Linked DNA regions of Homo sapiens: all the other regions are linked to region 3. A link is a loop called in an ENCODE intact Hi-C map of the cell type or tissue named here. Cell type or tissue: heart right ventricle. All regions are shown on one strand.

Region 1 (2,500 bases), 75 kb before region 3:
CCAACTTAAAGATAGTTCCCCAAAAGGCTGTCATTTTATCCTCCCTCCCGCCTTCTCTCTGAAAGAGATTATAAATGACCAACAACACTGAAAACAACACTCTACAGAAAAATGGTTTTCACCCAATTTATCTAACAACTCAGTGCCATACAGTGTAAGGAGTGTGGTCTTTGAAGACAGAAAGATATGCATTTTAATTCCATCTCTAGCACTTCCGTGAAAGACCTTGGGGGAAATCTTTTATCTCAGTATAGCCTCCAGTTTTTGAGGCTATCCAGTTAGCCTCAGGATAACCAAGATTGCTTATCCTGAGTATCGATAGCAACACTCAGCTCATGGTGTTACTGTGCAAGTATAAAGATTGTGTATGTAGAGTGTTTGGCATAGTGCATTTACTCATTCAGCAAAAATTACCTTCATTCTTACTCTATGCTAGCCACTATAATAAGCACTGGAAGTAGAGCTATAAATAGACATGGCCCCTAGCCTCCAGGAGCTCGGGGGCATATGAGATAGAAACAGAAACAAAAAGAGAAAACTAATAAAGAAGCAAGGCAATCTCATATATTGATAATTTTTTTTAAAAGGAAAGCAATGTGATGTATCAATATTGCAGTGGCTATGGCTCACCCTGGCTTAGCTAGTGAGAGCTGTTTATTTGCATTTCTCCTCAACTCTGCATTTAGTGACATCACCTTGGTTGACTGAAATTGACCATGGTGGGGTTATTTGCACCAGAAAAATCAAGAGCTACAATCAGCCAGCCCTCCATCGCCTTACTGCCCCAGAAACCCTGCTGTTAAACATTTATGAGCATGCTGCAGGGTGTATAGTGACAGGGATAAGCATGGATGGTACATAGATAAGATGGTTATGCCTCCATGAGGATATGCATTTGATTTTGGAACTTAATCATAAGAAGGAGATGTTTCTTGCAGATTCAGGGGCAGAGCACTTTAGGCAAAGAGACTAGCAAGTACAAAGGCTTGAAATGTTAAAGAACAGATACATAAACAAGATAATTTTTGAGAGTGATCATTTTTGAGACAATACCAAATTGGTTGGTGTTGTAGGGAGTGACTTGGGTAGTGAGCTTTTAGGTATTCAACAGGTAACATCACTTGTCCAAACCCGTTTATGGTCCAGACAATCTAGGACACAGAGAGTTCTACTGGCTTATGAAAGGTAAGCTACATCAAGTTATAACTCTCTACTAGGACTTTACTTCATCTAATCTTTACAACAAACTCATTAGGCAAGCAAATAAAGAAAAGGTTAACTGTGTTTCTTAACTCCTACTGCTAATTATTAGGTAACCTGGAATTGGAACTTTGGTCTGGGCAGCCTCAAGGCCCACACTCAGTTCTAGTCTGTTTCAGTGAGACATCTGGAGAAAAGAAAGAGTAAGACAGAAAAGGGACAGTGTCAAAAATGTTTTCACTGGCGTGGGAGGGGCAGAGGGGGAGAAACAACTGGACTCAGGGCCTCAAAGGAAAACCCAGAAACTGGATCAAAGGTGAGGAGTCTGAAGAAAGTAGTTGCCAAAAAGAACTATACAATAGTGAAGCCAAGACTGACGACAAACTTTTCCTACATTTGCCAAGAGAGGATGTTGATCCCAATCGGTGCAGTCCCTTTACCCTGGTTTAATCTTTGGCTCATCTTTCAGAAAATTAACTATTTGTGGGCCTAAAATTTAGATACGAATTTTGAAGAGTTTTTCCGTATTAGTTGAAAATATACTATCTACATAATAGGTATTCTACTTAGATATTATATATAACACATACTTTAAAATATTTGAAGCTTTTATCTTACTAAAATAAATTTATGATGTTGATTAATTACCATTTTCTTTTTCCTCACGAATGGATATGAATAATTCATGCCACTCTATCTCCAGTTTTTTACTCTTTAAGATTATTCTCATTGTTTGATACAAGAGTAATTTTATTAGTTATATTTTTATTGATTTTTGTCATTACTAAACAATGCAGCTAGAACCTGCTATTAATGTTTAATATTCCATATTGTCCACAATCCATACAAAAAGGTATTTAAATATTAAGGGATATTTTCTAACATTATAGTATGGGTTTCCATTTCTTGGTATAGTAAATGAGTGATTTTGCAGTAGAATTTCTAGGAAGCTCTCGATAATATAACCGCAATGAAAATAATGATTCATTTTCATACTCAAAACATGGTTATAAAATATGCCTTGTTATTGCAGTAAATAGTATCATATTCAAATAATTCTCATCTTGGTAATTTGCATTTTTTAAAATTAAGGAAACAGATGTTATAGGAATATTTCAAGCAAATAGGAAAATAGAAAGGCAAAGGAAATAGGATTCCTGGCACCCATTTCTTGTATGTTATTTAAATACATTTTCTTTTTTTTCCCCAAAGTACAGTGCCAGTTTTAAGCATGAGGAAAGTAAAATCTAGTCCCCACCTGCTCAAGCCAGAAGCATTTTAGCCTGGAAGGAGGGATGAG
Region 2 (2,500 bases), 65 kb before region 3:
AATCTTTATAGCAATAAGATTCCAAATTCCAAACTGACTCCAGTATAGAGCAGGCCCTGAAAGAAATTATTTTACCCCCAAATATATTTTTTTGGCATATATAAAAGAATAAAAGAAAATAACAAGAAAATAAAAGCTGTCTTTTGTGGGGGAAGTTTACATTGTGTAGAGAAGCCCCTTCCCTTTTCAAGGCCTTTTCTGATCCTGGTGAGATTAGCTGAAAGTCTAGCACTTTTTAAAGGTCTACATAGGAAATATTTGCCATCTATTGCCTCTAAGGGTGCCACCTATGAGGCTTCATCTACATAATAAGAACCTTGGTCTCCACAGACTCTTAACCTAGAGACTCCTTTCTACTGATTCTAGGCCTTTAGACAATAACTTAATTCTTTCAACCAATCAGAAAATAACTTAATTCTTTTCAACCAATCAGAAAATGTTTGAATCCACCTATGACTGGAAGGTCCCGCTTCAAATTGTCCTGCCTTTCTGGACCTTGCATGTATTGACTGATATCTGCCTGTAACTTTAATCCCCATAGAATGTATAAAATCAGGCAATAACTTAACTACCTTGGGCATATGTTCTCAGGACCTCCTGAGGCTGTGCCATGGGTCATGGCCCTCACATTTGGCTCAAAATAAATCTCTTCAAGTATTTTACGGAGTTTGGCTTTTTTGTCAACAAATGGCCATATCAAGTCTCAACCTGATTTTCCTGCATCAACACAGGATAGATTTTTAAAACCCCATTTCTCTGTTAAATGGATATGAAAGAGAACTGCAAGTTCAGTGAAATATGCTCTGGTCACTTTCACTAGCATCATGCTATTGGCTCCTTCCACTATTAAAGTGCTGTTTAGGAGGAATGATGCCATAAAACAACCACTACACAGTTTTATCCCTAAGGAGAAAAAATTATATATCTTGTCAGCATAGCTTTACAAACCAAACAAATATACTGTTTCATTTCTTTCTGTTTTTCTTTCTTATTTTCTTTTTCTTTTTTCTTTCTTTTTCTTTTTTGTTTTTTTGTTTGTTTGTTTGTTTGTTTTTTGAGACGGAGTCTTGCTCTGTCATGCAGGCTGGAGTGCAGTGGCACAACCTAGGCTCACTTCAACCTCCACCTCCCACTTTCAAGCGATTCTCCTGCCTCAGCCTCCCAAGTAGCTGAGACTACAGGTGCACACCACCACACCCAGCTAATTTTTGTAATTTTTTTTTTTTTTTTTTTTTTTAGTAGGGTCGAGGTTTCACCATGTTGGCCAGGATGGTCTCGATCTCTTGACCTCATGATCTGCCCACCTCGGGCTCCCAAAGTGCTAGGATTACAGGCGTGAACCACCATACCTGTCCTTCCTTTTTAAAAAAATATTCTATTTTTAATTTCAATATACTTTATTTGTAGAGGTATCATGAATATAGTTCTAGTTTAAACACTTCAATGTTACAAAGTCTCCCTTGACCACTTCAATCCTACTACCTCCTACAAAGGCAAGTTATCCTATCAGGTTGGTTTTTGTGTCTCCAGACCTTTTACTTTTTAAATTTGTGCGTGCATAGTTGGAGCCTACGGTAATGATTTTCAATCCAGGCTGCACATTACAAGCATATGGTGTACCCTTAAAAGTACTGATAGCAGAACTGCAACCCAAACAAAATGAATCAGCATCCTTGCATGTCAGGCCCTGCAAAGGTAGTTTTTAAAAGCTTCAAGGTGACGCAACTGTTCTGACTGCATTAAGAATTTCTGGCAATATACAGTTGTTATTTTTTTAACCATAAATAACACTTTATTGAACATAGTGTATTTCCATTCTTGATGTTCTTCTGTGCTTATTGAAAAGCTGGTATAATTTAAAGAATTACAATTCTTTAAATTTAAAATTCCTTAAAGCTTTTAAAGGATTGAGCCTACCCATCAAATGTGAATTTTTAAAATATATAACACCAAAATGTATAGGTATTATGAAAACTTAGCTTCCTCATAACGGCCAAACTGATCGAACACTTAACTCCTATTTTATTGTTATATTTTAAAAACTCTAGTAATTTCTCACCAAACTCAAAACTCAACATAAAACCCAAATCCCTTATCCCTTACTGTGACTCACAAGGTTCTACATGTTTTGATCCCCTCTTTCCCTCCTTTCTCCCTTTCTCTCCCTGCCACCAAGACTCAAGATGCACTGAACAATTTGTTGCTCCTTGAACTCACCAAGCCCTCATTTCAGCGCATTTCAGTGGTTGTTGCCTCCATGTCCTTCGGTGGTTCACTTCCTTTTTCACTCAAGTCTCTTCCCAATACCACCTCCTCAATGAAGCCTTCTCTAATCATCCTTTCTGCCACATTTTTCAAATAACACCCTGTGGATTTGAGTGGCATCCCAAAGAAGTTTTATTTCCCTATGAGGTATTTGGAAAAGCTTGGGAATTACAGTGGGCCTGGAATGGCTCATTCTCTCTCTCTCTCTCTTTAAAGAATATTTATTTTATTTACT
Region 3 (2,500 bases):
ATCTCATCTTGTAGCTCCCATAATTCCCAAGTGTTGTGGGAGGGACCCAGTGAGAGATGATTGAATCATAAGGGTGGGTCTTTCCCATGCTGTTCTTGTAATAGTGATTGGGTCTCATGAAATCTGATGTTTTTAAAAACGGGAGTTTCTCTGAACAGTCTCTCTCTTTGCCTGCCTCCATCCACGTAAGATATGACTTGGTCCTCCTTGCCTTCGGCAATGATTGTGTGGCCTCCCCAGCCACGTAGAACTGTAAGTCCAATAAACCTCTTTCTTTTGTAAATTTCCCAGTCTCAGGTATGTCTTTATCAGCACCGTGAAAATGGACTACTACAGTAAATACACTTGTCAGGGGTACCAATTTTAAAATATGAAACCTGGAGGATATAATGTTAAGTGAAATAAGCAAGGCACAAAAAGACAAATACCACATTATCTCACTCATATGTAGAATCTGAAAAAGTTGATGTCATATAAGCAAAGGGTAGAATGGTGTTACCAAGGGCTGGGGCAGTTGAGGAAAGGGGTCTGGGAAGATGTTGGTCAAAGGATATAAAAGTACAGTTAGATGGGAGGAATAAGTTCAAGAGCTCTATTGTACAATATAGTGATACTATTATGTATTACAATATGATTAGTAATATATAGAACTCTTGAAAAATGCTAAGAGAGTGGATAGGTGTTCTTACTACAAAATATATAACTATGTGAATGAATTCATATGTTAATTAGCTAGATTTAGTCATTTCACAATGTAAATACACCTTGAAACATGTTGTACATGATAAATACATACGATTTTATCTGACAATTTGTAAAAATTGACAAAAGTGATAAAAGAAATAAACAAAATAGAACTATAAGAACTATACTATAAGGAGAATGAACAAAATGGAAATAAAGATATTGTGAAGTAAGGTATTAAAATTAATGGTATAAATATCTGAGAAAAGCCTGGAAGTTTATGAAATATGTGGAAAAATAGAAGCTTGAAATTTTATGCCTAGGAGATATTTAGAGATTATGTAAAAGTACATATAAACATTTTTATGTCATGGATCAAAAATCTGGATATTTTTCTCAAATAAACCATCAAATTTAGGGCCAAGACAAAATTAGAATCCAGGTTTTCCTACTTCAAGTCTAGTGGAAGATCACTTTAAAAAGATCTTTCAGGCCATTAACATAAGCTCTCTGACTACAGAGATTTTGTAGTCACCTTCATTGTGGTATCTCTAGAGTCTAGAACTAGACCTGACCCCTGGATTCGGCACTCAACTAATGTTAGCGAGATACATGAATGGGCAATAAATACATTAATTCATTAAGACCTAATTTTTGAAGGGTTTGTGATAAAGCTCACATGTTAAATAATCAAGGTCCAGGTTATGAAAGCCCTATAATATGTGATGTTATTCTCTTTAAATACTTGTAAAATTTTAGTAACTAGATTGAAATATATGTTAACTATTGATATTTTAATGTTTGAGATATGAAAATGACAGTTTCTTGTTTCAACTTAAAAATCACTGATATAACTTTAACAACAAATAATTCTAAGAATGTGAAGACAATAATAATGCTATATCATTTTAGAAAAATAATCTATAAGCCATACTATTGATGTCTGATAATGGCCAAAGGGTTCTTTTATTTGATTAGGCTGGGTAGTTTAGCATATGAATCATCCTGAGAGCTTGTTAAAATAGAGATTTCTGAATCCCTACCAATTAAGATTCTGGCCTAGAAAATCAAGTCTAATTCCTTGGCCTGGCATTCAGGTCCCTTGTATCAGGTCTTGGCTTTCCTATCCAGCACCATCTCCTCACCAGCCTGCTCTGTCCCCTTCTCTCCCAATCATACATTTTTGCATTCTTAAATCTCTTAATTCTATCTGAAATGCCATACCAGTTTGTCAAATTAATAGACTTATAAGCCCTTTCTTCATAAATTTATTATTTATTTATTATCCATCTCCCCCACTAGCTAGTAAAACCCTCTGTAGCAGTACCATTGCACTGGCATTTACCAAGACCCTGGTACATTTTTCTGGTAAGTAGAATGTGACCAATAATTATTTGTAATATGCATAATTGAATGGCATTTGTCCACTTTGTTTAGTATAAAGCCAAGTAATATAAATATGAAATAGAAATACATATTCTATGCAGAGGAACTGCAGAGAGTATATTTGTTCTACAAGAATGAGGGGTAGTTTTAGGAAAGGTGTTATTGAATTGGTAACAAGTCAGGCTTGAGTTTGTGACTGAAGGCTAGGGATTTTGTCCAGAAGCAATTACTCACTAAGGTTCTTAGTTTTAGCTTTCTCTCATTCTTACTCTCAAATTGGTACATGTCATAAATATTTTTTTCATTAACTTCCCAACTATTAATGTTGGTAACTATCTACCCCTTATCATTGTACAAAAGCTCATTTTTATTTTCTTAAGTGGTAGTTCTGTCTGTTCACTTGTTCCTTTAACACAACTAGTTTACTGTG

What was found. A loop is a pair of places that touch in the nucleus more often than their neighbours do. Peaks named below come from ENCODE experiments on the same cell type or tissue, not always from the same donor. Only the 100,000 strongest peaks of a DNase experiment are listed, where the experiment ranks them.
Region 1: it touches region 3 in a loop (2.6-fold over the local background); 3 of 110 quality-filtered maps call a loop at or near these places.
Region 2: a loop joins it to region 3, with 2.7 times the contacts of the local background. A loop is called at or near these places in 5 of 110 quality-filtered maps.

Annotation. Positions count from the first base shown.
Region 1 is chr7:80,471,559-80,474,058 of GRCh38, forward strand. All of the region lies in intron 5 of GNAT3 (G protein subunit alpha transducin 3), which reads right to left. Among named protein-coding and RNA genes, the nearest start is that of GNAT3, 39 kb to the right of the region's middle. In heart right ventricle, no CTCF peak of the experiment used is centred here; no DNase peak of the experiment used is centred here; H3K27ac peaks cover 1,880 bases.
Region 2 is chr7:80,481,476-80,483,975 of GRCh38, forward strand. All of the region lies in intron 3 of GNAT3 (G protein subunit alpha transducin 3), which reads right to left. Among named protein-coding and RNA genes, the nearest start is that of GNAT3, 29 kb to the right of the region's middle. In heart right ventricle, no CTCF peak of the experiment used is centred here; no DNase peak of the experiment used is centred here; H3K27ac peaks cover 1,167 bases.
Region 3 is chr7:80,546,382-80,548,881 of GRCh38, forward strand. LOC124901685 (a long non-coding RNA gene) reads left to right here. Exons shown (of 3, transcript XR_007060402.1): 3 at 159-286. Among named protein-coding and RNA genes, the nearest start is that of GNAT3, 36 kb to the left of the region's middle. In heart right ventricle, no CTCF peak of the experiment used is centred here; no DNase peak of the experiment used is centred here; H3K27ac peaks cover 1,273 bases.